Regions from separate parts of the Homo sapiens genome. Here all the other regions are linked to region 4. The links are chromatin contacts, found by Hi-C or POLR2A ChIA-PET in ENCODE. All regions are on one chromosome and are shown on one strand. The core of a region is the stretch at or near the end of the contact, and the rest is flanking DNA. Distances in the headings are between cores, read along the strand shown.

Region 1 (5,693 bases), core at 164-2,663, 990 kb before region 4:
TCAGGGCCAGACCAGCAGGTGTGCTGTTGAAAGCAGCTGGCTAGGAGCCAGCTCTACAGCATCCCAAATCAGCAATAGTCCCAGAGGATCGGTGGTCCCTTTGTTCCCACCCAGAGTCACAACATACCATGGAATGTTCTGGTTAGGGGCTTACTCCTGGAAGTTCAGCTGTGAACCCCAACTATGCCACTGACTTTGGTCTTTAGGTGAGTCACTAAACCTCTTTGTGACTCAGTCTCTTCATCTGTAAAATGGAGAATTACAGTCCCTTCCTACTGAGGCTGTTGTAAAAATTACCTTAAATTGCAAAACAGGTAGACGCTTAGAACAGTGCTGCACAAAGGCTGTGCAGACAGGACAGGAGCTGTGATTAACTATGAAGTGACTGGTTGATGAGGGCCTGTGTGAACCTAACCCTCAGAGCGCCTTTCCATTTATAGGAGAAAAAGCTTAAGTCAGAGAAGGCAGCCAACATGCACTGGCACAAACAAAACAAACTCTTTCATAACCAATTTCAGCCTCTGTGAAGTCTAGAACTTTAACCAAACTCAAAGATCAAAACAAAAAATATTCCAAAGTATTACTGATTGAGCAATCAATAAATGGACCACAGGAATCAGTTTTATCCTGGAAAGCTCCTCCTTGGTTTGGTCGAAGCCGGCGTTGGAAGCCGCAGACACCCCTTGGGGTCGGCCCCCTGGGGCCGAAGGTCCTCCAGGATTCCCTACTCCCAGCAATGGAAGCAGCCGAGCGTGGCCTCGCCCATGGTGAACTGGAGAACGTGGCTGCAAATCACCTCTTTCCTGGTTTTTCCTTTTGAACTCCTTGGATGAGGGCATGAGTCAGGGGGTAAAGGGGATGACTAAGGAAAAGACAGGAAAGTTCCTGCAAAGAGGGACTTGGTCGCGTCTTCTGAGTGGGTGAGGGTGGGGACCCTGCGGAGACCCGAAAGCAAGGACCATGGGGAGAACGGAACCCCGAGAGTTGGCCCTGGAAAACAGACCGAGGCTGGGCGAAGACGGAGAGGGGGCCCAAGTCACGGGGAAATGGGACGGGGACTGTCAGAGGCGGCGAAGGGGCTAAAATGCTTGCAGGAGAGGAGGGGGCAGATGTGCTTCCAGGTCAGCCTCTGCAAACCCCTCGAGCCCCAGATGAGTACACTAAGGCCCACGGCGGCGCGGGGCCTTCCTAGGGGCCTGCGGGGGACTCGGGCCGGAAAACAAAGCGCGAGCCCGGCCGGTGGGCTCACCTGGTTGCAGAAGACCTCGGGCTGCTGGTTGGGGGCAGGCACGGCCTGGGTGGCGGCGGCTGACAAGAGGCGGCGGCCCAGGCGGGGCCCGAAGCGGGCGGCAGCGCGCAACATCGCAGCGGGCTAGCGGACAGCGAGCGGACCGAGAGCAGAGCTAGGGTCTCAGGGCCACTGAGCCGACCCCGCTCCCCGCCCCGCGCGGCAGCCAATGGAAAGGCGGGGGCGGGCCGGGGGCGGGGCTGCCTCTACCATTCCTCGGGATGGGGCGCGCAGCTGATGCAAGCGAAGCGGGTGGCGCTAGGTACCCCCGGCCCGTGGCTGCCCCCTGGCTCGCGCGACGCCTCCGCGCCCGCCACCGCCCTCCGCCTGTGCGGAAAGACCCGGCCCCGCGAACGCAGCTCGCCTTGGTTGAGCCCCCAATGTGTGCCTTTGACCCCAATGTGAACAGGCCCGAGCCAGGGCGACCCTGACCTTCCCGGCTGATGCTCCAGGTGAAGAGACCGGCCGTAAACCCAAAAGCGAGATCATTTCGGAGGTGAAGGAGATGAACGAGGTGACATGGATGGGGCAGACGGCACTGCTTTTATAAGTACCATGGTCAGGAAATGACAAGTGAGACCTGAATGATGACAGGGAACAGCAAGGGCAAAGGCCAGGAGATGAGACCACCTGGCACGTGTTAGAGAAATGGAAAGAATGAATGGAGCCCAGTTAACAAGGAGAGAGGCGGCCAGGGCAAGGGCAGGGACGGTCTTGGAAGCAGCGGTTCAGAGTTTAGAACAGGATGATTTGCATGATTTGCTTATTCTTTTTTTTTTTTTTTTTTTTGAGACGGAGTCTCACTGTGTCGCCTAGGCTGGAGTGCAGTGGCACGATCTCGGCTCACTGCAAGCTCTGCCTCCCGGGTTCACACCAGTCTCCTGCCTCCGCCTCCGGAGTAGCTGGGACCACAGGCGCCTGCCACCACGCCCGGCTAATTTTTTGTATTTTCAGTAGAGACGGGGTTTCACCGTGTTAGCCAGGATGGTCTCGATCTCCTCACCTCATGATCCGCCTGCCTCGGCCTCCCAAAGTGCTGGGATTACAGGCGTGAGCCACCGCGCCCGGCGGTGGGACTCTGATTTCAACACCAGATTCCACCAAAGTCGCCCTGGGGGCTCAGCACCATTCCACACAAACCAGAGGAAGAAAAGGCATGGGGGTGGCCCATGGGAGGTTTCTGTGGGCTGAGCCTGCTCGCCTGGCTGGATTTCAATCACACAACCATGCCTCCATGCAAAAGAGTCTGGGAAATGAGTGGCCCCTGTGCCAGGAAGAAGGGAAATAGGTTTGGAGATCAGCTGCAGAGATAATCTGATAACCAAGACTCCCTTCCTTCTCTGAATTCAGCCATGCAGGCCCCACTTCCCCTTCCCAATGGCGCCTTGCTTTTTTTTTTTAGATGGGGTTTCACTCTTGTTGCCCAGGCTGGCACCATGTGGGCTCACTGCAACTTCCACCTCCCAGGTTCTAGCGATTCTCCTGTCTCAGCCTCCCAAGTGGCTGGGATTACAGGCGCATGCCACCACACTTGGTTAATTTTTGTATTTTTAGTAGAGATGGGGTTTCATCATATTGGTCAAGCTGGTCTCGAACTCCTGACCTTAGGTGATCCGCCCACCTCGGCCTCCCAAAGTTCTGGGATTACAGGCATGAGCCACCGTGCCAGGTACTTTTTTTCCCTTAATACTGTGTGTGGAGATCGTTTTGTCACAGCACACAAGGACTATGTCCCCATTCTCTTCAACAGTTTCATGGTATTCCTCTGGATACATGAGGTAGTTTTATTTCATGAATTTCCTATGATGGACATTTAGGTTGTTTCCAATCTTTTGCCACTACAAACAATGCCACAATGTATGCTCTTGATTTGCTTAAGAAATTAATAGAAATGAGGCTGGCACCATGACTCGTGCCTGTAATCTCAGCACTCTGGGGGGGAAGCTGAGGCGGGTAGATCACTTGAGGTGAGGAGTTCGAGACCAGCCTGGCCAACATGGTGAAACCCCATCTCTACTAAACACACACACACACACACACACACACACACACACACACACACACACACACACACAATTAGCCAGGAATGGTCGCAGTGCCTGTAATCCCAGCTACTCCAGAAGGTGAGGCAGGAGATTGCTTGAATCTGGGAGACAGAGGTTGCAGTGAGCCAAGAGCTGAGATCGTGCCACTGAACTCCAGCCTGGGTGATAGAGTGAGACTACGTCTCAAAAAAAAAAAAAAAAGAAAAAAAAAAAGAAAAAAAAAAGAAAGAAAAGAAAAGAAAGAAATTAGTAGAAATGGAACAAAGAATATTTACAATTTAAATACAGATATATTACCCTCCAAAGAAGTTTAATTTATGCCCCACTACCTGTCATGTCTGAGTTTCCTTACACCCTCACCAGTAGAAGTTTCAGGATTTTTTTTTTAGCTTTGCTAATCTGAGAGACGAAAAAGTGGCATTTCACTACCACATTAATTTGCTTCTCTTTTACGAGTGAGCTTGAGCATCTCTGCCTAGATGAAGTCATGCATGTTTCCTCTGCTATGAACTAGCTGCTCATGTCTCTGGCTCACTTTTCTATTGGATTGTTGGTCTTTCTGAAATTGATTTGTAGGTGCTTTATATGTATCCAGGCAATTAACATTTTGTCTATCATATATGGCACAAATACATCCTGCCAGTCATCTTTTTACTACTAAGTAACTGTAAGTAGCTATTTCTGAACTACTGTATATTCTGTGTCATTGATCTCTGTATGCGTGTGCCAGTATGACACTGTTTTCATCACTGTAGCTTTCTAAGTCTTCTTGTTTTTTTTCCCCAAGACCAGGGTCTCGCTGTCACCCAGGCTGGAGTGCAGTAGCACAATCACAACTCGCTGCAGCCTCGACCTCCCAGGCTCAATTGATCCTCCCACCTCAGCCTCCTGAGTAGTTGTGATTACAGGTGCATGCCACCATGCCTGACTGATATGGTTTCACTGCGTCCCTACCCAAATCTCATCTAGAATTGTAACTCCCACAATTCCCACATGTTATGGGAAGAACCTGGTGGGAGGTGACTGAATTATGGGGGCAGGTCTTTACTGCACTGTTCTTTTGATAGTGAATGAGTCTCACGAGATCTGATGGTTTTAAAAACGGGAGTTTCCCTGCACAAGCTCTTTTTCTGCCTGCGGCCATTTATGTAAGACGTGACTTGCTCCTCCTTGCCTTCTGCCGTGATTGTGAGGCCTCCCCAGCTATGTGGAACTATAAGTCCATTAAACTTCTTTTCTTTTTTTTTTTTTTTGAGACACAGTCTAGCTCTGTCACTCAGGCTGCAGTGCAGTGGTGCTATCTTGGCTCACTGCAAACTCCGCCTCCCAGATTCAAGCGATTCTCCTTCCTCAGCCTTCCAAGTAGCTAGGATTACAGACGTGCCACCACGACTGGCTAATTTTTGTATTTTTTAGTAGAGATGGGGTTTCAACATGTTGGCCAGGCTAGTCTCGAACTCCTGACCTCAGGTGATCCACCTGCCTTGGCCTCCCAAAGTGCTGGGATTACAGGCATGAGCCACCGCACCTGGCCTAAACCTCTTTTGTAAATTGCCCAGTCTCAGGTATGTCTTTATCAGCAGCATGAAAACGGACTAAGGCACCAGCTAATTTTTTTTTTTTTTTTTTGTAGAGATAGGGTCTCTTTATGTTGCCCATGCTGGTCTTGAACTCCTGGGCTCAAGCAGTCAGCCCACCTTGGCCTCCCAAAATGCTGAGACTACAGGCATGTGCCACCATGCCCGGCAGCCTCCTAAGTCTTAATAGCTTGTACTAATATTTCTCTTAACCAAGATCTTTCAGCCTGGAAGTGATGAGGTTGCACATGTGCCTTCGAGGGATTCCTCTGAGAACTGCATGGAAACTCAGTTGTAGTGGGGAGGCAGGCCAGAGGCAGAGAGATGAGGAGGGCTCAGTTGGCAGAAAGAGTGTGAAGGTGGAATTGACAGGTAGCTGTGTGGAGATGAGGGCGAGAGGAGTGGAGTGGGTGCTGAGGTTCTTACCATGTGCTATTCCCCAGGATGGGGGAGCCAGGAGCAGCAGTAAACTTGGTTGTGGGGAGGGGAAGGAGAAAATGAGCTGACTTATCCACATTCGCATACATCGATACAATGTGGGCAACGTGCTTCGTCCCTGTTGGTGTGCGTGGTGTGTGTCTCAGTGCAGGACACGCTGGTCCACAGGTTCGTTTATTCTGGTTTGTCTGTGGTCTGTGGTGCTCACCATAATCCTAACCAGCAGCTCTCTCATCCCTGGTGCCCTACTGTTGGTGCACCTGTTCCACCCATGTCCTGCCCTCTCTCCTTATGGAAATCTTCCCTATCAAGATCCAGCCCAAGTCCCATCTTCTGGGAAGTCTT
Region 2 (5,868 bases), core at 1,170-3,669, 630 kb before region 4:
AAGGCTACTTCTTCTCTTCCTCCTGACCAAGCCACTCTGGACACTGTGAATTCACTCATTCATGGTTCCCATGACTCTAGGAAGTAGGTACTATTAGCACACCCATTTCACAGATGAGGAAACTGAGGTGGGGCAGTTAAGCAAGGCCTTATAGCTAAGGAAGTGCCCAGATCTTCAAAATTCTGCTCCCAAAGACCCAGGAAATTCCAGTGCTATGTATGCAAGAGATGCTCAAGGGAGACTACTGAAGGAACACCTCATAGCCAATAACAGTAACACTAATGAAGGCAATGATAAAATCACCACTACCACCACCACCACCTGCAACTGAACCTCTCTTTGCCAGGCAGCAGGTGCTCATTACACACTGGCTCATTAAATCTCCACTGCAAACCTGTTACTCCCCCATTTTACACAGAGGGAAACTGAGGGCAGAGTCACTTGCCCACGCCTTCAGCTGAACGAAGGCAATAGGAGTAGCAAAGCACAGTCTCCAGGACCCTCCTCACTATCCTCCTCCACTTCCTGCTGAGCCCCTGCAGACCCTGAGCCCCCAGCTGCTGATGCTCTGAGCCAGCCCCTTCCCAGCTGGCCGCTCTGTGGCCCACAGGGACTCACAAAAGTTCTAGGAATGCTCACCCTTTGGCTCAGAAGGATTTTCCCTCCCAGAGGGGGTAGTGGGAAAAGGCTCAGGAAAAGTGCACTAAAAACCCTTCCAACTTCCCCCAGTAGGCCCTGGCTCTCATCCTCCGAGCCCAGCCTGCCCAGGTGGCCTCTGACGGCTCTCCCTCCACGAGGGCAGGTCCCGAGGAGCCTCCAGAGCTGTTTCCACTCAGGCAGCCAGGTCAGTGATGGGAAACCCAGACACAACCTGCGCCTGCATCCCTGGAGACCCACAGGCCCACTGCCCTGGCAGGGGCCCTGAGGCCTGGCTGCTAGCCGGTGTTAGGGAACTGTCATCTCCCCGGCGAGGGGCTGCGGGTCAGATCTCGGTCCCTCCTGCCACCAAAGCTGGCCTTGCCGACATTGCCTTGCCGGGGCCTCTGCTCTGAACCCCCCACCAGATTTCACTTCCTCCCACTCAGCCCAGCCTGGCCGTGCCCCTCCCTGGAGGCCCCCAGCTGCAGGCAGTGACCTCCTCACCTACATCATTGTGGCTGGGAATGGGGAAGAGAAACAGGAGAATGAGGAAACTAAAGAAAAAAAGAAGCGGGACAGGCAGGCAGACCCTCCTCTCCAGTTCCTCAAATGCAGTCCCCCTCCCTCAAAACAAAGCTCCCCTGGCCGGAGGGAGGGAAGGGAGGGAAGGGGATTTCTGCACCAGGCATCAGAGACCTCTGAAATACCATCCCTACCGTGCGGATCTAGAAGACCAACACCCACTCCAGACGTTTTTTGGTCGGGGGATTCCCAGGGAACCCCAGGCAAGAGGTGTGAGAGGATCAATACCAGAAACCTGTCTCTGGGACGCCTAGCCCTGGTGAACCGCCCAATTCAGCAGCATGCGGGGGCCTGGCCCGGTCGACCTCGGCAGTGCAGGAACTGGGGAGAGGGGCTTCCTGAATCAGGGCGCTACCCTCTTAGCCACATGGCCCGGAATGGGGAGTGGGGAGGGGCCGGCGCATCCTCCCCCGCTGCCCCCACACCCAAGGGCTCATCTGTGCTCACAGCCTCAGTTTGACTACTTTCACTTTCAGGGTAGCAATGGGTGACCCCTGACCGCTCCTCCCCAGGCACAAGTTGAGGGGAGGGCCGCCCCCAACCGGCGAGGCTACCGTAGGGTGGGCTGGGGGCGTCAGCGATGCCCTCTCCCCCATCCCACGGCCTCAGTTACCCCAACGCTCTCCCTAACACGTGTGTGGGTGGGGGTAGTGGCTGAGTGGGGGGTCGTAGGCGCTGGGAGCCGTCACCCCGGAACGCCTCCATCCGAGTTGGCTGCAGGGCAGTATTTTGGGCTGGGGGTGACGCGCAGAGCCCGGGCAGAACTGGACACGGGGCCTCCTCTTTCCCCACAAAAGCCCTCCCGGCCCCGGAGGAGGGGAGCGCGGGCAAACGCGGGCTCACCTGAGAGACAGGAGCTCTGGGCCCGGCCGGCCCATGGCGTCGCGCGCCCCCGGGCCCTCGAAATCCCGAGGGGGCGGGCGGGCCCCCGCCCTGGGCGCGTCCTCTCCCGCCCGCCGGCTCCTCGCTCGCGGCTCGCTCGAGCGGGGCTCAGGCAGGAAACCCGGGCTCGGAAAATGGCCAGCGCCTCATCATTTCCGCCGCCAGCGCTTGACAGTTGCGGGAGGATGCGCCCCCGGGCCGCCGCCGCCGGGGAAACTTTGCAGCGGCCGCCGTCGCCACCGCGGGCCGCGACAGTCCGGGCGGGCAGCCGGGCGGAGGCGGTGGCCCGGGCCCATGCCGCCCCGCGCCGTTATGTAAAGAGGAACCGGCCGTGCGAGCGGAGCCCGGCGGGGGAGGCCGGCCGCGACAGGGGCGGGGCAGGGGCGGGGCCACCAGGAGCCACGCCTCAGGCCGCGCGCGAGTCGGAGATTCGGCTGGAGGGGCGGGCCATGAGGGCGGAGCCCGGACTGGCCCCGCCTACCAATCCCGCTAGTCCGCGGCTGCCAGGGTCGGAGGGCTCTCCTGGCGCGGGTCCGGAAAAAGGCGAGGCCTTGCGAAGCCACGCCCACCACGTGCCCACCCGATTTCGCGTCCCACAGTCTGAAGATAGAAGTGAGGATCGGAGGGGCGGGGCGACTTTAGCCCCACCCACTCAACGCCGGCAGGTCACCAGGTGCCTCAGCGCCTGGAGGCGGGGCCAGATGAAGGGGCGGGGCCTAGGGCGGGCAGGGTCGAGGGGCCTGGCCTCCAGGGGGCGCGCCCTTGCTGACTCCCTCCTGCAGGGCCTTATCAGTGCCCGCAGGGCTGGGCGGTGCAATAGCGACCACGGCTTTCATCATCGCCCCAGGGAGGGAGCCCAGCCCTGCCCGACCCTGACTATCTGCGATCATGCTGACCCGACCCGCCACGGCCCCAGGCCCCCGATTTGGGTTCTGGCCCCAGCCCTCAGCTTTGCCTTTGCTACAGCCGGTGCCCGTATAGCCCAGCCTCGCTCCGGCCGCCCGTCCTGTCCCCCAATTCTAGGAGGGGTGCATCTTTCTCCAGGAAGCCCTCTCCGACCGCTGGCTTCCGTGGCCTCTGCGCCCACCCCCCTGCCCGCCCCCGGGCTACTTACATTTTCTCCACGGCCTCATGGGGAGCTGAGACGGACAGTGGGGTTCCCCCTAGTCCGGAGTGGGACATGCTCTCAGCCAGCCTCTCCCCCAACATGTGGGAGGGCGGGGAGGGAGGAATGTACTCTTCTCCCCCTCCCCCAACAGGAAACAAGTCGCCCACGCCCCCAGCTTGGAGGGGCCACCTCGAGTCTTCCCAGGCAGCAAGTGTCTCCATTCCACTGCCTCCCCCTCTTCCTACCCGGGCAAATGACTTGACTTCTCCGTACCTCTCCACTTCCTTGCCTATGAAATGGAAATAATGTGTACCCACTCTCCTGGCAGTGAGAATTAAGTGAGTTAATGCATTAAAGCAGTTAGCTCGAGGCTTGGCTCCAGGAAGCTCTCTGTGTTAAACAAATCGGCCCCAGTCCTGACCTTAGAACTACAGGAAGGGGTTCCCCAGAAGGTGGGGATTTCCAGACTCCGAGTAGATGGGGGAAGGGAGCGGTCTGCTACAGGATTCCTGGTGTCCAATGACCTTGAAGAAAAAGGCCACAAAAATCTGCTTTCCGCACATTTCCAGGCACTGTTCTAGGCGCTGGGAACACAGCAGTGAACAACACAGATATCCCTGCCTGCGTGGAGCTGATATTCTAGTGGGGGGACATAAGGCACGAATAAGCAAGTGGGATCAGCTATGACAATGACAAAACAGTTACGGGATGGAGAGCTGGAAGGGGATGTCTTAGATCCAGGGCTCAGGAAGGACACCTCTGCGGAACTAACATGTGAGCTTAGAACCCTCCATGACAAGAAGGATCCAGGTGCTATAACGTCTGAGGGAAGAGCATTCCAGGCCAAAGGAACAGCATGTGCAAAGGTGCTGAGGTGGGAATACATGTGGTGCTTTGGAATAAAGTCATAAAGGCAGTGGTGACACCTATACTGGTAAGAGATGATGTTTCAAAGGTGGGCCCATCACATGGTGTCTTGAAGGTCTTGGTGGGGACTTTGGGAATTATTTTGAAGGCAGTAGGGTGCCATGGAGGGTTGTGAGGAGAAGGACCTGTGGAGTGTGGGATTCAAGCTGTTCACACGGCATCTGAGGATGTGGGAAGAGGGGTGGGGTGGGGGAATGTCAATGAAGTCTAAACGAGGCCGGGTGTAGTGGCTCACACCTGCAATCTCAGCACTTTGGGAGGCTGAGGCCAGCGGATCACCTGAGGTCAGGAGTTTGAGACCAGCCTGGTCAACAGGGTGAAACCCTGTCTCTACTAAAAATACAAAAATTAGCCAGGCATGGTTGCACGCACCTGTAGTCCCAGCTACTGGGGAGGCAGAGGCAGAAGAATCGCTTGAACCTGGGAGGTGGACACTGCAGTGAGCCAAGATTGCATCACTGCACTCGAGCCTGGGAGACAGAGGTAGGCTCTGTCTCTAAAAAAAAAAAAAAAAAAAGTCTGAATGGATCATCCCATATTATTTGATCACTTTCTTATACCTGGGGACACTGCGGCCAAGAGAGAACAGTTACTTGTCTGTAGCCATGCAGCTGCCAGGCAGCACCCACAGAGCAGCCCGGTACCCAGCCAATGCCAAATGGCTGCTGAAATCTGCCAGCCACAAGCACTTTCCCTCTCACTGCCCAGACAGCAGCTCTGCTGACTTAAATTGGGACTTGTGGTTCTTCCCCTTTTTAATCACGGTTCAAACCTTCTCGCCTGCCAGATTTCTCGGAGGCCCAAACTGGTTTCCTTCCTCGCTTAGTCGCTTCTTGCCCACATCCCCGCCAGAGTCCAGTTTTTTGTTTTGGCGCTCGCTGAGACCCCAAGACTTCTCACTTTTTGTGTTTATTTTCCCTTGGAAAGGCAAAGGGATTCCAACAAATAACCTTCCCATCACCGTGCCCAGATTTGAGAGTGCCGCTGCCACGAACACAGCGAGGTCGTCGTCGCCACTGGGAGGCCGGCCAGCCACGGCTCTTCCCACTCGGCAGGTCACTGGGACCTAAGGAGAGAAAGGGTTATTCAAATTCCCATGACTGATCCGTAGCTCCCGGAAACAAGCCAGGCCGTCTTAGGGGAGCAGGTCCAACCGCCCTTCCTTCTTGCTGTGAAAAACACCAACACCTCCTGCTGGCCAAGTTCCAGAAAGCCGGAGACTCACAGGATTAATAACAATTACAGGCCACGCGCGGTGGCTCATGCCTGTAATCCCAGCACTTTGGGAGGCCGAGGCAGGCGGATCACCCAAGGTCGGGAGTTCGAGACCAGCCTGACCAACATGGAGAAACCCCGTCTCTACTAAAAATACAAAATTAGCCAGGTGTGGTGCCGCATGCCTGTAATCCCAGCTACTCAGGAGGCTGAGGCAGGAGAATTGTTTGAACCCGGGAGGTGGAGGTTGCGGTGAGCCGAGATCGTACCATTGCACTCCAGCCTGGGCAACAAGAGTGAAAATCCGTCTCAAAAAAAAAAAAAAAAAATTAAAAAGATAACGATTACAACACGAGTCAACAGCAATAAATTAACAATGATCAATGCTATTAATATTCATATTAGCAATTCGTATTAATAATAATTTAAATAACAACAAAAGTTAACTAGTACAAACACAAATACATGATAAGTGCTTGAGGTGATGGATACCTCATTTACCCTGATGTGATAAT
Region 3 (5,838 bases), core at 342-2,841, 700 kb after region 4:
TTTATTTCTCCCTTGATTTAAATGTTTTTATCACACACTAAGTTCCTACTTTTTTTTTTTTTTTTTTTTTTTTTTTTTTGCATACAGAGTCTCACTCTGTTGCCCAGGCTGGAGTGCAGTGGCATGAACATGGCTCACTGCAGCCTTGACCTTCCGGGCTCAAGCGATCCTCCCACCTCAGCCTCCCGAGTGGTTGAGACCACAGGCGTGCACCACCACTGGCTGATTTATTTTTATATCTTGTAGAGACAGGGCCTCCCTCTGTTGCCCAGGATGATCTTGAACTCCTGGGCTCAAGCAATCCTGCTGCTTTGGCTGCCCAAAGTGCTGGGATTACAGGTGTGAGCCACCACACCCGGGTTCCACCTATCTTCGTGTTTAATACTTGACTCCATTCTGTTCCAGTAATTTATCTGTCAGGTCCCTTACTAGAGCGGCTTTAATTTCACAGCTTTACCATCGCTCTTAATATCTCCTTGGCCACCGGCTTACTTGTGAAGTGTTCATCCCGTGGCCTCTGGATACTCACTGTCTCCTGGTCTTCCTCTCCTCCCTAGTGCCTCAGCTTAGTCTCCTTGATGTTGGTGTCCTTTAAGGAGCTGTCTTCAGTCCCCCTCCATGTCACTGTACCCTTTCCCTGGGCAGGACCCTGTCTCCACTCTTGCCCTTTCTGCCCATTTTCCAGGGTGCAGCCAGAGTGCTCTGAGTTGCAAATGAGATCATGCCACACCCTTGTTTATAAACCCACTTATTGCTCTCAGGGAAAATTCCAGACAGACTCCTTAACACCAGCACATAACGGCTGGACGAGGTTCAGGTGAATGTAGTTTGTTGGGAGGTGACCCAGGAAGAGGCATGGGGAAGGGAGGCAGGGAAGGGAAGGCAATCGACACAGGAAGCACTAAAGAGCAGGTCACGACCAGGCATGGTGGCTCACGCCTGTAATTCCAGCACTTTGGGAGGCTGAGGTGGTTGGATCACTTGAGGTCAGGAGTTCGTGACCAGCCTGGCCAACATAGTGAAACCTTGTCTCTACTAAAAATACAAAAATTAGCCGGGCGTGGTGGAGGGCGCCTGTAATCCCCACCTACTCGGGGAGGCTGAGGCAGAAGAATCGTTTGAACCCGAGAGGGGAAGGTTGCAGTGAGCCGATGTGGCGCCGCTGCACTGCAACCGGGGCAACAGAGCGAGACTCCATCTCGGGGGTGGGAGCGGAGGGGGGTGGAATTAAAAAAGGAAGGGCAGGTCATCGCTGTGGGCATCTGGGCTCTGTCCCACTAGGGTCCCCTGGAGACTGCCTAGACCTGCCTCAGTGCTGTCCCACCTGAGGGAATTGGGGTATTTAATCAGCAGTCCCCTAGCCTCTATTCTCTGAGAGCTCTCTCTCTTCTTTCTCTCTCTCTCTCTCTCGCTCCTTCCTTTTCTTCTTCCTCCTTTCTCCCTGTCTTCTCCCTTCATGGACGTCAGCGCTTGACGCCATGTTTGTTTGTGGCCCCGCCCACAGCCATAGCTGATTGGACTAGGGATAAATAACTAGGCCAATCATTCCCCTTGAATTCCGGAACTGGATAGTGGATCTGGGCTTGCACTCGAACTGTGGACACCTAACCTTGAAGGCAGTGTTGGACCACGTGCCCTGGGAGAAACAGAGGAATCCATTGTTTACAGAGACTCACAATGGGCGCACAGAGAGACAAACAGAGGCGGGCCCACGCAGTTTCAAACTGAAAGAGCAACTTCAGCTCAGGACAGTTTAGTTTCTGATTCTATTAATAGGTTCTCATGAGGTTGGGCCACATTTCCTGCACTTGAGCTCTGTGAGATAAGTGTTTCCTCAGAAAAACCTCCCTTTTCTGCTGAAGAATGTCACCTGATTTTCTGTAAATTGTAAACACATACACACACATGACTAAGAAATCCACCATTCAATCCCCAATCCCCATTTCTTCACACGTGGCTTCCTACTTCACAAAGAAACAGAGACCACCATTCTCAACATCCCACTTAGTCTATCAAAATCTTTGAATGGCTCAAATGGTTCCATCTTCTCTACATCCTTGCAACACACACACATTTTCCCATGACTCCATTAAAGACCATTCTTACCTCTCTTTCTTTATTTTTTTAGACGGAGTCTCGCTCTGTCACCCAGGCTGGAGTGCAGTGGCGCGATCTCGGCTCAGTGCAACTTTCACCTCCTAGGTTCAAGTGATTCTTCTATCACCCTTCCGAGTAGCTGGGGTTACAGGCGGGCGCCATCACACCCAGCTAATTTTTGTATTTTTAGTAGAGACAGGTTTTGCCATGTTGGCCAGGCTGTTCTTGAACTCCTGATCTCAGGTGATCCACTCGCCTCGGCCTCCCAAAGTGCTGGGATTACAGGCATGAGCCACAGCACCCGGCCTCTTACCTCTTTTTCCTCCTAGCCAAGACTATAGAAGAAATAGTCCATGCCTGTCTCCACTCTCTCCTCTCATTAGTCCTTACTTGCACTGTTTTGTGGGAAAGCGTTTCATTTTGAAGATGTGACTTGAAGTGTCTGTGGGTTATATAGGTTCATAGATTCATAGACTATGCACAGAATTCAGATATGGTCTGGAGATACAGATTTAGCGTTCAGTGATTTAAAAAGTAATGAACGCAGGCCGGGTGCAGTGGCTTACCTGAGGTCGGGAGTTTGAGACCAGCCTGACCAACATGGAGAAACCCTGTCTCTACTAAAAATACAAAAAATTAGCCGGGCATGGTGGCGCATGCCTGTAATCCCAACTACTCGGGAGTCTGAGGCAGGAGAATCGCTTGAACCCGGGAGGCAGAGGTTGCGGTGAGCCTAGATCGCGCCATGGCACTCCAGCCTGGGCAACAAGAGTGAAACTGTCTCAAAAAAAAAAAAAGTAATGAACGCATATGGTAGAAAAAATTCAGATACAAGCAGGGTGATAAATAAATCGTCAAACACCGACTAATTCCCCCAGCCTCAGCTCGCTTCCCAGAGACCACCTTGTATAGCCTTCCAGATGTGCTAGCTTCATGGGCATGGGACCTGTGCAGTCATATAGGGACCCACACTTAGAAGGAATCTGAATTTGTTTAATGCTTTGCTGTCACCATTTTGAAATGTTTAACTTTTAAATAACGGACTTCACATTTTCATTTTGCACTGGGCCTTGCAAATTATATAGTAGATCCTGTTTCCAGTTATATTCCATGCATAATTAAACATATAATATACATATATACCCCCTCCTCCCACCTGCTTCGCATTTAGCATTTGATTATTCTTAAAACAATGTGTGTGGATGAAATTTCCCAGGGAGAAGATGCAATAGTCATTAGCGCTGTTCACCAAATATTTCTGCTTCTGCAGTTTCTGGATACATGGGGGATATATGCGGGAACTGCATTTCCTGGTTCCCTAGTGGTTGGGTAGGACTAAGTGATTAGTTTTGACCAATGAGTAATGAGTAGAAGTGAGTGCATTTCTAGGTCAGAGCTTTTTTTTTTTTTTTTTTTTTTTGGTAACTTTATATTCTTTCCATCACGAGGTCAGAACATTTAATTGCTACTGTGAGACTCTCCATAGTTCTCATTAAAGAGTTCAAGACAGTGGCTGTTCCGTTAGCCTTGATCTCTGAGTGACTACAGAGAGTAGAGCCTTCTGGGAGATCCATGATGGACATGTAGTGTGGGTGAGAATTAAATCATCACTGTTATAAGCCATGAGACTCTGAGAGAGCTTTCTTATTTGAGCATAACCTGTCCTATCCAGATAGGAACATAAAAAGTGCTGAGAGACAATTTGTTGGAACTGAAATTTACAGGGAGAAGAGAGCCAGAGAAAGTTAAGACAAAGGTCGGACGCAGTGGCTCATGCCTGTAATCCCAGTACTTTGGGAGGCTGAGGCAGGAGGATCACTTGAGGCCAGGAGTTTGAGACCAGCCTGGGTAACATAGCAATACCCTATCTCTACAAAATTAAAAAAAAATGGCCAGGCTTGGTGGCATGTGCCTGTGGTCCCAGCTATTCAGGAGGCTGTGGCAGAAGGATCGCTGGAGCCCAGAAGTTTGAGGCGGCAGTGAACTATGATCATGCCACTGCGCTCCAGCCTGGGTGACAGAGCAAGACCCAGTCTCTAAAATAAATAAATTAAATTATTTTTAAAAAAGAAAGATAAGATAAAGAGTCATAGAGGTACAAATGAGAAACCAGGAGAACATGGGACCCAGGAGAGTCATGGAAACCAAGGGAAAAAACTGCTCCAAGAAGCAGAAAGTGGTCAGTGGTGTTGAATGCATCCAAGAGATAAAGTAAAATAAGGACTAAAATATATCAACAAAGTCTGGCTACTGAGAAGTCTTTGGTAACCTCATTGAGAACAGAATCCATGGAGTGGTGGAGGTGGCAATGGTGAAATAGAGGACAAGGGCTGAAGGAGTAGAGAGGGGAGAGCGTGAGGGATCAGTGCAAGAGCTCAGCAGAAAAACAAATAGGCCAGGCGCAGTGGCTCACACCTGTAATCCCAGCACTTTGGTAGGCCGAGGTGGGCGGATCGTTTGAGGCCAGGAGTTTGAGACCAGCCTGGCCAACATGGTGAAACATTGTCTCTACTAAAAACACAAAAATTATCCGGGCATGCTGGTGTGTGCCTGTAATCTCAGCTGCTTGGGAGGCTGGGGTAGGAGAATCTCTTGAACCCAGGAGGCAGAGATGGCAGTAAGCTGAGATCATGCCACTGCACTCCAGCCTGGGCGACAGAATGAGACTCCGTCACAAACAAACAAGCAAAAGAAAGACAAGAAAATAGATGTCTTAGAGTGGTAGCAAGAGCAACACTGAAGTGATTTGCCTATTCTGGACATTTCCTATAAATAGAGTCATAAAAGAAGTATCCTGGTCAGGCATGGTGGCTCACGCCTGTAATTCCAGCACTTTGGGAGGCCGAGGAGGGCAGATCACGAGGTCAAGAGATTGAGACCATCCTGGCCAACATGGTGAAGCCCCGTTTCTACTAAAAATACAGAAATTAGCTGGGTGTGGAGATGCACGCCTGTAGTCCTAGCTACTCAGGAGGCTGAGGGAGGAGAATCACTTGAACCCGGGAGGTGGAGGTTGCAGTGAGCTGAGATTGCGCCACTACACTCCAGCCTGGCGACAGAGTGAGACTCCATCTCAAAAAAAAAAAAAAAAAAAAAGGTGTCCTTTTGCATTTGGCTTATTTCACTTAGTGTAATGTTTTAAAGGCTCATCCATGTTGAAGCATGGGTCAGTGCTTCATTACTTTTTAAGGATGAATAATATTCCCTTTTATGGACAGACACCCTTTTGTGGATTCATTTGTCAGTGGATGGACATTTGACTTGTCTGCCTGTCCGCTGCTATATCCACTATTCCTGGTGCTCTTGGGAATGAATGAATGAATAAGTGAATGAATAAAATGAACAGAGCTGTCCAAGGTCACAGAGCAGGTAAGATGTGAAACCAGGATTGGAAGTCAGGCCATTAGTTCCCTACAGCCAATGTTCTTTTTTTTTTTTTTTTTTTTTTTTTTAGAGGGAGTTTTGCTGTTGCCCTGGCTGGAGTGCAGTGGCATGATGTCGGCTCACTGCAACCTCTGCCTCCTGGGTTCAAGCAACTCTCTTCCCTCAGCCTCCCAAGTAGCTGGGATTACAGGTGCCTGACACCATCTCTGGCTAATTTTTGTATTTTCAGTAGAGATGGGGTTTCGCCATGTTGGCCAGGCTGGTCTGGAACTCCTGACCTCAAGTGATCTGCTCATCTTGGCCTCCCAATGTGCTGGGATTACAGGTGTGAGCCACCCTGCACCGCCAGGCCGATGT
Region 4 (5,253 bases), core at 63-2,562:
GAGGCAGAGGTTGTAGTGAGCCGAGATCGTGCCATTGCACTCCAGCCTGGGCGACAGAACGAGACTCCGTCTCAAGATAGTAATAATAACAACAACAACAACAGTATCTCTCTCTCAGAGGGGTGTTGTGAAGATCTGATGAAACGAGACATGTAGAGTTCCGAAATGATAGTAAGGACTAGAAAATGTATGTTGTTGTTAGAATTAGTACAAAACTGAGGCCCAAGTTTACACAAATTAGGTAATGGCAGATCCAGGCTTAGCAGCTGGTCTTGCAGCTCTCACTCCAGCATATTATTTCCTTTTTTTTTCTTCTTGAGATGGAGTCTCGCTCTGTCGCCCAGGCTAGAATGCAGTGGCGTGATCTCAGCTCACTGCAACCTCCGCCTCCCAGGTTCAAGCGATTCTCCTGCCTCAGCCTCCTGAGTAGCTACGACTAGAGGGGTGCGCCACCGCGCCTGGCAAATTTTTTCTATATTTAGTAGAGATAGGGTTTCATCATGTTGGCCAGGCTGGTCTCAAACTCTTGACCTCAAGTGATCTGCCCGCCTCGACCTCCCAAAGTGCTGGGATTACAGACGTGAGCCACCGCAGCTCTTGTATTTTCACCAAGAGAGTTTCTTGCTACTTACTCTTCCACCAAAAACAGTGATAATACTAATTATTTTAGTTATTACAGCTGAGACTCTGTGTTCCAGATCCCATCTTAACACCTTACACCTGCTCATCAAATCATTGTGACAACCTTGTAACATAGGTCCCATCATTATCCTTAGTTTATAGATGAGGAAACTGAGGCCCAGAAAGCAAGAGAACCTTGCCCAAGGTCACACAGCTAGTAGACAGCAGGGCTAGGATGCAAAGGCAGGCAGCCGGCCCCAGAGTCCACCTTGTAATCTCTGCACTCACTGCTTTCCATTAAACTTCTTGGGGATTTACCGCAAATCATGGTTACTTTTCTTTACTATTATCTCTATATATATATCAATTGACTTTCACTTACACAAGTAATATGTGAATGAATACATTCTAAAAAACAAAAACAAAATTAGGGCATGACTGACAAAACTAAACTCTGCTTGGACATTACTCTTATTTTCCACTGTGAGTAGTTTGGTAAGAATCCTCTCAGCCTTTTGCCTACACGTTTACATATGTACTTTACTGCCACTTTGCATACTCTTCCCACTGGGCCTCTAGAAAACAGTAGCTGAGACGGCAAACTTGAGACTGAAGAAAGGTTGTGGGGGCTGGAGATGGTATCACTTTCTGTTTTCTGTAGATCAGTTACCTATAAATATTCTGAAAGCTTCCCGGCAGGTGACTCAGCCAATGGGCCAGAGAGTTGGATGCATAATTAGGTTTCCTTGGCTATCTGCAGAGACAAAACCAGAGAAGGTGGGCTGTCTCTATCCAATATGGCTGCCACTCACCAAATGGGGTTTTGGGCCCTTGAAATGTGGCTTGTCCGAACTGAGATGGGATATAAGTGCAAAATACCAGATTTTGTAGCCTTATACAAAAAAAAAAAAAGAGGATAACATAGCTCATGCTTTTTTAAAAAAAACCTTTCCTATGGTGCTAAATTAATTTCTTTTCTTTCTTTCTTTCTTTCATTCATTTTCTTTCCTTCCTTCTTTCTTTTTTTTCTTATTTCTATGAGTCAGGGTTTCACTCTGTCACCCAAGCTGTAATGGCCTCACAAGTAGCTGGGACTTGTGTATGTGTAATCACTTCTAGCTAATTTTCTTTACTTCCTTCCTTCCTTTCTTTCTTTCTTTCTTTCTTTTCTTTCTTTCGAAACAGGGTTTCACTATGTTGCCCAGACTGGTCTCAAATTCCTGGCTTCAAGCAATCCTCTCACTTTGGCCTCCCAAAGTGCTAGGATTACAGGCATGAGCCACTGCACCTAGCCTTGAAATACTTTCTTTTTTTTCTCTCTCTCTTTTTTTTTTTGAGATGGACTGTCTTGTCACCCAGGCTGGAGTACAATGGCATGATCTTGGCTCACTATAACCTCCACCTCCCAGATTCAAGCTATTCTACTGCCTCAGCCTCTCAAGTAGTTGGGATTACAGGTGCCTACCACCGTGCCCGGCTAATTTTTGTATTTTTAGTAGAGACGGGGTTTCACCATGTTGGCCAGGCTGGTCTTGAACTCCTGACCTCAGGTGATCCACCCGACTCGGCCTCCCAAAGTGCCAGGATTACAGGCATGAGCCACTGTGCCCGACCAGAATGCTTTCTTTATATTGATTACGTGTTAAAATGGTCATTTTTAAAATATATCAGGTTAAATTAAATATATCATTTAAATTAACTTCAGCTTTTTTAATGAGGCTACTGGAAAAATTAAAAGTCCATATGTGGTTTGAATTCTTTTTTTTTTTTTTTAAACACACTCTGTTGCCCAGGCTGGAGTGCAGTGGCGAGATCTTGGCTCCCTGCAACCTCTGCCTCCCAGATTCAAGCGATTCTCCCGCCTCAACCTCCCAAGTAGCTGGGACTACAGGCGCCCACCATCACACCTGGCTAATTTTTGTATTTTTAGTTGAGAGGGGGTTTCACCATGTTAGCCAGGCTGGTCTCGAACTCCCGGCCTCAAGGGATCCATCCGCCTTGGCCTCCCACAGTGCTGGGATTACAGGCGTGAGCCACCGTGCCCGGCCTTGAATTCTATTTCTAATGGATAGCGCTGTTCTAAACAGTTGCTTGAGGAGACACTATTTTAAAAAATTATCTGAGAATGGTAATGATAGTTCGATTGTATCAGGTGCTCTAAGATGAGGTTGCAGGCTAAACACTTCCCATTGCTTATCTCTTCCATTCCTTCACAACAGTTGCATGAGCTAAGCACTATTCTTACCTCCATTTTGCAGAGGAGGAAACTGAAGCTCAGAGAAGTGAAGTCATTTGCCCAAGGTCACACAGCCAGGAAGCAGCCAAGCAGCAATCTGAACACATCCCTCAAGGGATTAACCCTGTGGATGACAGGACAAGAAAACCATTCACAGGGACCCGCCTCAGAGATGAGTATAGTCAGAAGAAAGTCCTGGAAAAGCCAGGTTCCAATGGGATAATACAAGCCCATCTCATTCACAGCCCTTTTTTTTTTTTTTTTTTTCTTTTTGAGACGGAGTTTTGGGTCTTGGTCTGTCACCCAGGCTGGAGTGCAGTCGCATGATCTCGGCTCACCGCAACCTCCACCTCCCCGGTTCAAGTGATTCTCCTGCCTCAGCCTCCTGAGTAGCTGGGATTACAGGTGTGCACCACCACACCTGGCTTTTTTTTTTTTTTTTTTTTGAGACAGAGTCTCACTCTATCGCCCAGGCTAGAGTGCAGTGGCTCGATCTTGGCTCACTGCAACCTCTGCTGCCCAGGTTCAAGTGATTCTCCTGCCTCAGCCTCCTGAGTAGCTGGGATTACAGGTGCCTGCCATCACGCCTGGCTAATTTTGTATTTTTAGTACAGACGGGTTTTCACCATGTTGGCCAGGCTGGTCTTGAACTCCTGACCTCGTGATCCGCTCGTCTCGTCCTCCCAAAGTGCTGGGATTACAGGTGTGAGCCACCGTGCCCAGCTTAATTTTTGTATTTTTAGTAGAGATGGGGTTTCACCATGTTGGCCAGGCTGGTCTTGAACTCCTGACCTCATGTGATCTGCCCACCTCAGCTTCCCAAAGTGCTAGGATTACAGGCATGAGCCACTGTGCCCGTCCTCATCCACAGCCTTTTGGGGGTGGGGGTGTTGTTTTGTTAGTTTGGGGGCCAGAGGAGAAACCAATCAGACAATTCGATACCTGCTTCTCTGCCCTACCCATTGCAAGGCCCAGCCCCTGCTCTGAATTAATATGGAGTTTACATTTGAAGAGTAAGTGTTAGTTTCTTTTTTTTTTTTTTTTTTTTTTTGAGACAGAGTCTTGCTCTGTCGCCCAGGCTGGAGTGCAGTGGGGCATTCTCGGCTCACTACAAGCTCTTCCTCCTGGGTTCACGCCATTCTCCTGCCTCAGCCTCCCGAGTAGCTGGGACTACAGGCACCCACCACCACACCCAGCTAATTTTTTGTATTTTTTAGTAGAGATGGGGTTTCACCATGTTGGCCAGGCTGGTCTTGAACTCCTGACCTCAGGTGATCTGCCTGCCTTGGCCTCCCAAAGTGCTGCGATTACAGGCATGAGCCACTGTGCCTGGCCAAGCTAATGCATTATAATTAGTGTATAAGGAGCAGTCAGTATGACCAGAAGTCACTTTGATTGTCATCTTAGTTTTGGCAGGTTTTGGCTGGCTTCTTTACTGCATCCTGTTTTATCAGTGGGGTTTTTATGACCTGTAAAAATACAAAAATTAGCCAGGTATGGTGGCACACACCTGTAATCCCAGCTACTTGGGAGGCTGAGGCAGAAGAATCACTTGAACCTGGGAGGTGGAGGTTGCAGCGAGCTGAGATTGTGCTGCTGCACTCCAGCCTGGATGACAGAGTGAGACTTTGTCTCAAAACAAACAAACCAAAAACTATATATCTATCTATCTATATCTGTCTAGATAGATAGATAGATATAGCAGCAATGGCTGCTTCCTGGCCATGTGACCTTGAGCAAATGACTTCACCCCTCTGTGTGTGTGTGTGTGTGTGTGTGTGTGTGTGTGTGTGTGTGTGTGTGTGTGTTTTAATATAATGCATTAGCTGCTAAAAGACACTCCCACCAGCACCACAACAGTTTACAAATGCCACGGCAACGTCTGGAAGCTACTGACAGAGCAGGAGCACTGTAATCTCTGACAAACAGAGATTTGTTAAAGCAGCTTAAAGCTGCTTTAAGTTCCAGCTCCCTTTCCAGCTTCATTCATTTCAAGGAGATCACTTCTCTTCTAACTACAAGCAGCCAGAAAGAGCAGAGAGTAAAACACAGATAAGATAGCTCGGGCACAGAGGGATGTGGGGGGAATGTCTCTTAGGTAACTGCCGAACTTCACCCTCATACAATGGGCCCCAGTAAAACAGTGGGCCTTAAATAAGCATATTCCTTTCCCTTCAGGTGCACTAAGATAGGGAAGCTAAAAGTAGACTCAGAGGATATGCCTGCAGCTGCAGGAAGATGTTTGGCAACAAACACACAACTCTCCCTCCCAGATAAGCACAACAAAGAGACACAGAAGCAGCCCAAGCCTCTGATAAACTCTCCCACCCTGAATCCTTAAAAACTCTTAGTCTGTAAGAGAGTGTGCCTTTGACAACTCGCCAGAAGCTCCTCTC
Region 5 (6,093 bases), core at 2,334-4,833, 650 kb before region 4:
ATTTTGGGAGGCTGAGGTGAGAGGACTGCTTGAATCCAGGTGTTCGAGACCAGCCTGGGAAATATGGTGAAACCCCAGCTCTTCAAAAAACAAAAACAAAACAAAACAAAACAAAAAACCACATCACGTAGTGTAGTGAAAAACAAAAATTAGCTGAGTGTGGTGGTGTGTGCCTGTAATCCTAGCTACTCAAGAGGCTGAGGTGGGAGGATCACTTGAGCCCAGGAGTTTGAGGCTGCAGTGAGCTGCCTCTGCACTCCACTGCACTGCACTCCAGGCTGGGTGACAGAACAAGACCCCGTTTAAAACAAACAAACAAAAAAAACACCACACTGAGAAACTACTTCACACCCTTTAAGATGGCTGGGATGGCTACAATCAAGAAGACAGACAATAACAAATATTGGCAAGGACATGGAGAAACTGGAGTCCTCTCACGCAATGATGGTGGGAATATAAAATGGTACAGTTGCTTCAGAAAACAGGTTGGCAGTCATATTTATTTTATATATAGTCATTTTTTTTTCTGAGTCAGAGTCTCTCTCTGTTTCCCAGGCTGGAGTGCAATGGCATGATCTTGGCTCGCTGCAGCCTCCACCTCCTGGGTTCAAGTGATTCTTCTGCCTCAGCCTCCTGAGTAACTGGGATTAAAGGTATCCACCACCACGCCCAGCTAATTTTTGATTTTTAGTAGAGACAGGGTTTCACCATGTTGGCCAGGCTGGTCTCAAACTCCTGACATCAAGTGATCCACCTGCCTTAGCCCCCCAAAGTGCTGGGATTACTGGCGTTAGCCACCGTGCCCAGCCCAATGTAATTAAACATAGAATTACTGTATGCCCCAGCAATTCCACTCCTAGATGTATCCCAAGAGAAATGAAAACACAGATCCACACAAAAACTTGTCCACGAATGTTCATAGCAGCATTATTCATAACAGCCAGAAAGTGGAGATAACCTGATGTCTATTAAGTGATAAACAAATAAGCAAAATGTGGCAAGTCCATACAATGGAGTATTTTTCAGCCATAAAAAGGAACAAAATACATGCTGTAACTTCGGTGAACCTGGAAAACATGATGCTAAGTGAAGGAAGCCAGACACAAAAGGCTGCATAGTCTGATTCCACATATGTGAAATGTCCAGAATAGGTAAATCCCTGGAGACAGAAAAGAGATGAGTGGTTGCCAGGGGCTGGGGAGGGAGGTATGGGGAGTGACTGTTCATGGGTACAAGGTTTCCTTTTTTGATGACGAAAATGTTCTAAAATTAGATTATGGTGAGGGTTGCACAACTCTGTAAATATACTAAAAACCAATGAATTATACGCTTTACACAAGCGAATTTTATGGTTTGTAAATTATATCTCAATAAAGCTTTGAGAGCAAGAACGGATCAGAAGTGCTCATAAAAGCCTTGACCCAGCACTCCCCTTCTAGGAACTGAGCAGAAGAAAATCATCAGAAGTGGGCACCAAGACTGACATAAGGTGTTCATCCCAGGGTCATCTATACCAGCAAAAAAGTTAAAAATGGGCTGGGCGCGGTGGCTGTAATCCCAGCACTTTGGGAGGCTGAGGCAGGCAGCTCACCTGAGGTCAGGAGTTCGAGACCAGCCTGGCCAACATGGTGAAACCCCGTCTCTACTAAAAATACAAAAATTAGCCGGGCGTGGTGGCACATGCCTGTAATCCTGGCTACTCGGGAGCCTGAGGCACGAGAATCGCTTGAACCTAGGAGGTGGAAAAAAAAAAAAAAAAGAATACAGAAAAATGTTCAGGACACAAAGTGAAAAAAGCAGGTGACCAAATAGTATGAGGAATGCCAGGCCCGCAAAGGCTGAAGCTTTTGTCCACAAGCTCCTGCCTGCAAGGGGCTCCAGACAGAATTGTGCAAAAAGTAATCCCTTCCCAGCAATTGCTGAAGGAATTGGAATTTGGAGGCGGAGGCAAAGTTAAAGACAGAGAAGAGGCTGGGTGTGGTGGTGGCTCACGCCTGTAAATCCCAGAACTTTGGGAGACCTAGGCGGGAGGACTGTTGAGCCTAGGAGTTTAAGACCAGCCTAGGCAACATAGTGAGAGTTTGTCTCTACAAAAAAACTTAAAAATTAGCAGGGCATGGTGTCCTGCTAATGTCTATGCTAATAGCAGCATTAAATAGTCCCAGCTACTTGGGAGGCTAAGGTGGGAAGATCACCTTGAGCCCAGGAGGTTGAGGATGCAATGAGCCGAGATGGCGCCACTGCTCTCTAGTCTGGGGGACAGAGCAGTGTCCCCCAGTCTCAAAAACAAAACAAAAATGACAATAATGACATCTACCAAAATGGAAATGCTGGTTCTCTCTGGGTAGTGAGATTGTGGGAGGTTTTTCTGTTACTGTTTTTTTTTTTCTTTAAATAGTTTCTGCCATGAGCTTTATTAATTGAAAAAGCAAAATAAAAAACATTAGGAACTCAGACATGGAGGCCCTCGGCAAGTTAAAGACAGTTTCCTAGATTACATGGGGTACCCAGATGAAGACAGGGCAGGGCCCCCTTCCAGGTGGTTCCCTAGAGAGAGGTTTCTCTCTCCTCCTACAGTGGTGCCCCTGTGTGTAGAGCTGAGGTTGGGGTTCGAGTCAGGCATGGGGTGGGGGGTCCCAGGCAGCAGCCACAGCGAGGGAGGTCCAGAGGCCAGGTGGCCCTTAATCGCCCCGATGTACACTGTCACCCAGTGGTTCCAGAGGCCAAACAGTGGGCGGGGGCCACAGCCTCCTCCTCAACTCAGAGGGGAGATAGGAAAAAGGGGGTATGGGGCCCCAGAAAGGAAGCTGAGGTGGCCCCTCCTGCACTGGGAGAGGAAGCCCCCCCCGCCACCCACCCCCGGCCGGCACTCGGAGACCTCTTCTAGCGCAATCAGTTTCCTTTTCCATTCACAAAGAACTGGGTGGGGGATTTCCAGCAGCGCCAATGGGGCCAGCCAGGGGTTGCTGTGGGGAGCAGCCAGGCTGCTGCCCATCCCGGGGAGGGACCCTGGGGACCCACCTGTGGGATCTGGTGGCCTCCTTCCCCTTTTTCTGCCCTTCAGGGTAGGAACACATCATGCCAGCTACTCCCTGAGCCTGCAGTTGGCTCAAAACAACCCACTAAGGCAAGTGCTGGCATCCCATTTTCTGTAATGAGCCACTGAGGCGCAGAGAGGCCAAGTTCTTGGCCCAGAGCCACACAGCAAGGATACAAGAGCCAAGATCTGAACCTGACCCTGTCCATCTGCCCTTCTCCAGCGTCCACCCTTCGCCCCTGGACCCTGACCCTGAACCTCCAAGCCCACAGCCCTGACCCCACAATGGTCTCATCTCAATACCAGCCTCGAAAACAAACAAAACAAAAAAATACCACACCAACTTCCAAGAAGCCAGTAAGAGCAGCCAGGCCTGGTAAGCAGGACGGGGTGGGGATGGACCATAATAACTTAATTACCTCCCCCCTTGTTGGATTCAGGGCACTTTCTAGGCTGTGGATTCGCAGAATTTGAGCTGAAAGGAAGCGCCCCGATACCATCTGCCCCCGTGGTTTCAGCGCGGTCGGGGGTTTCTTCTAAGCGGCAAAGCACTTTTTCAAAAACGATTTTGCATGGAACCCCAATAAGGGGGCAGATGGGGCGGCAGTGTGTGTGGCTGGGGCCGCAGGAGCCCTGCCCAACCCCCTCCGCCTTCCCCATCACTCCCAGAAGGCCACTGCAGGCACCCACTTCATAGCTCAGAGAGGACTGGGACCTACCTGGGTCACATGGCAGCCCAGGACAGAGTGAGGATGGGACCTCCGTTCCTACCCCAGGAGCCTCTGCCGCTGGTCCCCCAGGAGACGTGGGCCCAGGAAAAAACCGGCTTCTTAAGCCTGTGTGCCCGCCAGGACCTGAGCTCTGCCTGCCTGCCAAGACCAGGGCTCAGTCTGCCCTGCTTGCCGGGATACAGGCTCGTTCTGACGGTGGAGGGTGGGTGCTTTCTCTCTGCCTGTTCTGGGGCCTAAACACAAACCCCCTGCCCCTGGTGCCCCCCGGCCTTGGCAGACCCACCAGGGACTCTCATTTCCTGCCTTGGCCACCTACCAGCTCTGGGGCCTCGGGCAAGTTTCTGGACCTCTCTGTGCCTAGTTTTCTTGGCTGTGAAATGGCTTCATCACTGTCCCCACCTCCGGGGTTTGTGATAAGGATTCCATGGGATGTGGCGGACACAGTGCCTGTCACATGAAAACCAATTAATAAAAATGGGCCGGGCGCGGTAGCTCACGCCTGTAATCCTAGCACTTTGGGAGGCCGAGGCAGATGGACAGCCTGAGGTCAGGAGTTCGAGACCAGCCTGGCCAACATGGCGAAACCGCGTCTCTACTAATAATACAGAAAAATTAGCGGAGTGTGGTGGTGGGCGCCTGTAATCCCAGCTACTCGGGAGGCTGAGGCAGGAGAATTGCTTGAACCCTGGAGGCGGTGGTTGCAGTGAGCCAAAATCACACCACTCTGCTCTAACCTGGGCGACAGAGCGAGACTCTGTCTCTAAATAAATAAATAATAAATAAAAATGACAACGCCAGTGATGCCTGCAGCAGCAAAGCCTTGCAGGCCCCAGCGAACACTGGCTGTGTTGGGCACAGCTCTAGGTGCTTCCCAGACAGCACTCAGTTGATCCTGGGGCCAGAGCCATCATTCAGCTATTTTTACTTGAGTAAACTGAGGCACAGGGAGGGCAAAGTGCCTTCCCCCGGGTCACAGGCTCAGAAGGGCAGGGGCAGGCCAGGGCCGCGCCTGTCAGAGCCCGAGGCGGCTTCCTGCCGTCCCTCCTCCTCCTCCTCCTCCTCTTCCTCCTCCTCCTCCTCCTCCTCCTCCTCCTCGCACTCCTGCCCCGAGAGGAAACCGCCAGGCCTCCGGCGGACGTCCCTTTCTTTCTGCTTCCCCTTTCCCACACCCGGAGGCATGGGGGTGGCTCCTGCATCCCCGCCCAGGCTCTGGGCCCAGAGCCCGACTCCTGTGGCCTCCCCGGGTCTCAGTTTCCTCCTCTGTAAAGGAGGTGTGAGGGCGGTGCCACCTGGAAGAATCACGGCAAGGACGGACGGGCACGGCCCTCCTGTGCCCAGGCAGGGTCACAGCCCACCCAGAGGGAGCTGCCCACCTGTGCCTCTGCCTCCCCTGCAGACCCAGGCACACCCAGGAACTGAGGCCCCCAAGGGATGGGTCACTCATCAGACACCCGGGCTCCTGTGCTATCTCTTGGGGGGACTTTGTGCTCCCAAAATCAAGGTCAGAGTGGCCTTGTTCCAGGGCTTCTGGGTGCCCCAAATGTCTCCTGCCAGAAGGGTGGGCCCGAGGCTGCCCCTCACCTGCCCTATCAGTGCTTACCGTAGCCTGCCCCCCATGACACTTCCCATTTTACAGAAAACTGAGGCCCAGCAAGGCCAAGTCACACACCAGGGACACCTGGCTCGAAAGGGGATGAGTGGGGATGGCTCTGAAGCACATTTACCCCCGAGTCGCAGCCACTCCTACCCAGACCACTGCCTCCTGGGCACTCAGGCCTGTGATGCAGCGGGGGGCTCAGGGCTGAGGGCTAAGTCCCCCTGAGGCATCCCCCAGCCCCTCTTCTACCACTTCTCCAAGCTGGGCATCAGAGGCCATGGGTGGGATGTGCCAGGCAGAGTCCTCTGTGCCAGGTGAGGGGCGCTGGCCAGCCCCCTCCAGGCCTCGGTGTTGGCATCTATAAAATGGTGGCATTGGATAAAATGGCCACAGGAGCTTTTCCTAGTCCAAGAGCCCAAAACAGGTGCCCCCACCCATGCAGGGCCCTAGTTAACAGTGCCATCAATAATACTGACAGTAAGTCCTTCTAAGGACTCACTGCTCACAGGGGCAGCCAACTGCCCAGGTTCCAAGCCCCTCTCAGCCACAGGGGCTGTGAGACCTTGGGAAAGCCACCTAAGCTCTCTCAGACCTAGTCTCCCCATCTGTGAAATGGGCCTAATGGCGCAGCTACCCTCACAGGGCTGCTGTGAAGATAAAATGAAGCCAGGTCAGTAAAGTGCCTGCTGTATAAGGAAAGCCCAATAAATGGTGGTTTAAAGGGCATT

Evidence for each region. A loop is a pair of places that touch in the nucleus more often than their neighbours do. ChIA-PET counts read pairs that join two places held with the same protein, here RNA polymerase II (POLR2A). Pooled maps may share reads with other maps.
Region 1: a map with no recorded cell type shows a loop between it and region 4 (7-fold over the local background). The contact joins the promoter of ALDH2 here to the enhancer-like site in region 4. A Hi-C loop is called at or near these places in 1 of 37 single-sample maps with no recorded cell type and 2 of 50 pooled maps. POLR2A ChIA-PET finds 5 or more read pairs at or near these places in 1 of 52 experiments (B cell).
Region 2: a loop to region 4 is called in a pooled map, with 17 times the contacts of the local background. The contact joins the promoter of SH2B3 here to the enhancer-like site in region 4. A Hi-C loop is called at or near these places in 3 of 37 single-sample maps with no recorded cell type and 5 of 50 pooled maps. POLR2A ChIA-PET finds 5 or more read pairs at or near these places in 1 of 52 experiments (GM12878).
Region 3: a loop to region 4 is called in a pooled map, with 10 times the contacts of the local background. The contact joins two enhancer-like sites. A Hi-C loop is called at or near these places in 4 of 50 pooled maps. POLR2A ChIA-PET finds 5 or more read pairs at or near these places in 2 of 52 experiments (GM12878 and activated T-cell).
Region 5: a map with no recorded cell type shows a loop between it and region 4 (5-fold over the local background). The contact joins two enhancer-like sites. A Hi-C loop is called at or near these places in 3 of 37 single-sample maps with no recorded cell type and 8 of 50 pooled maps.

What each region holds. Positions count from the first base shown.
Region 1 is chr12:111,762,653-111,768,345 of GRCh38, reverse strand. ALDH2 (aldehyde dehydrogenase 2 family member) reads right to left here and starts at 1,413. Exons shown (of 13, transcript NM_000690.4): 1 at 1,250-1,413. The coding sequence starts at 1,363. RefSeq lists a silencer at 1,406-1,725 and an enhancer at 1,185-1,954.
Region 2 is chr12:111,402,474-111,408,341 of GRCh38, reverse strand. SH2B3 (SH2B adaptor protein 3) reads right to left here and starts at 2,419. Exons shown (of 8, transcript NM_005475.3): 1 at 2,065-2,419. It overlaps LINC02356 (long intergenic non-protein coding RNA 2356), which reads right to left. Exons shown (of 4, transcript NR_187522.1): 4 at 5,032-5,204. RefSeq lists silencers at 2,081-2,660, 2,781-2,940 and an enhancer at 4,963-5,212.
Region 3 is chr12:110,075,629-110,081,466 of GRCh38, reverse strand. No RefSeq gene overlaps it. Among named protein-coding and RNA genes, the nearest start is that of C12orf76, 30 kb to the right of the region's middle. RefSeq lists enhancers at 1,601-1,730, 1,871-1,950 and a cis regulatory region at 1,212-2,042. Within about 2 kb of position 1,591, at least 19 of the 41 ENCODE cell types and tissues checked have a DNase peak (open chromatin) inside an H3K27ac peak, as active enhancers do; they include GM12878, where a contact is called at or near this core.
Region 4 is chr12:110,772,675-110,777,927 of GRCh38, reverse strand. No RefSeq gene overlaps it. Among named protein-coding and RNA genes, the nearest start is that of PPP1CC, 32 kb to the right of the region's middle. RefSeq lists an enhancer at 1,131-1,470. Within about 2 kb of position 1,312, at least 2 of the 41 ENCODE cell types and tissues checked have a DNase peak (open chromatin) inside an H3K27ac peak, as active enhancers do; they include GM12878, where a contact is called at or near this core.
Region 5 is chr12:111,427,786-111,433,878 of GRCh38, reverse strand. The region is part of intron 2 of SH2B3 (SH2B adaptor protein 3); the gene reads right to left. It overlaps LOC124903019 (a long non-coding RNA gene), which reads left to right. Exons shown (of 2, transcript XR_007063462.1): 2 at 1-1,395. Among named protein-coding and RNA genes, the nearest start is that of SH2B3, 25 kb to the right of the region's middle. RefSeq lists an enhancer at 2,836-3,145. Within about 2 kb of position 3,583, at least 12 of the 41 ENCODE cell types and tissues checked have a DNase peak (open chromatin) inside an H3K27ac peak, as active enhancers do.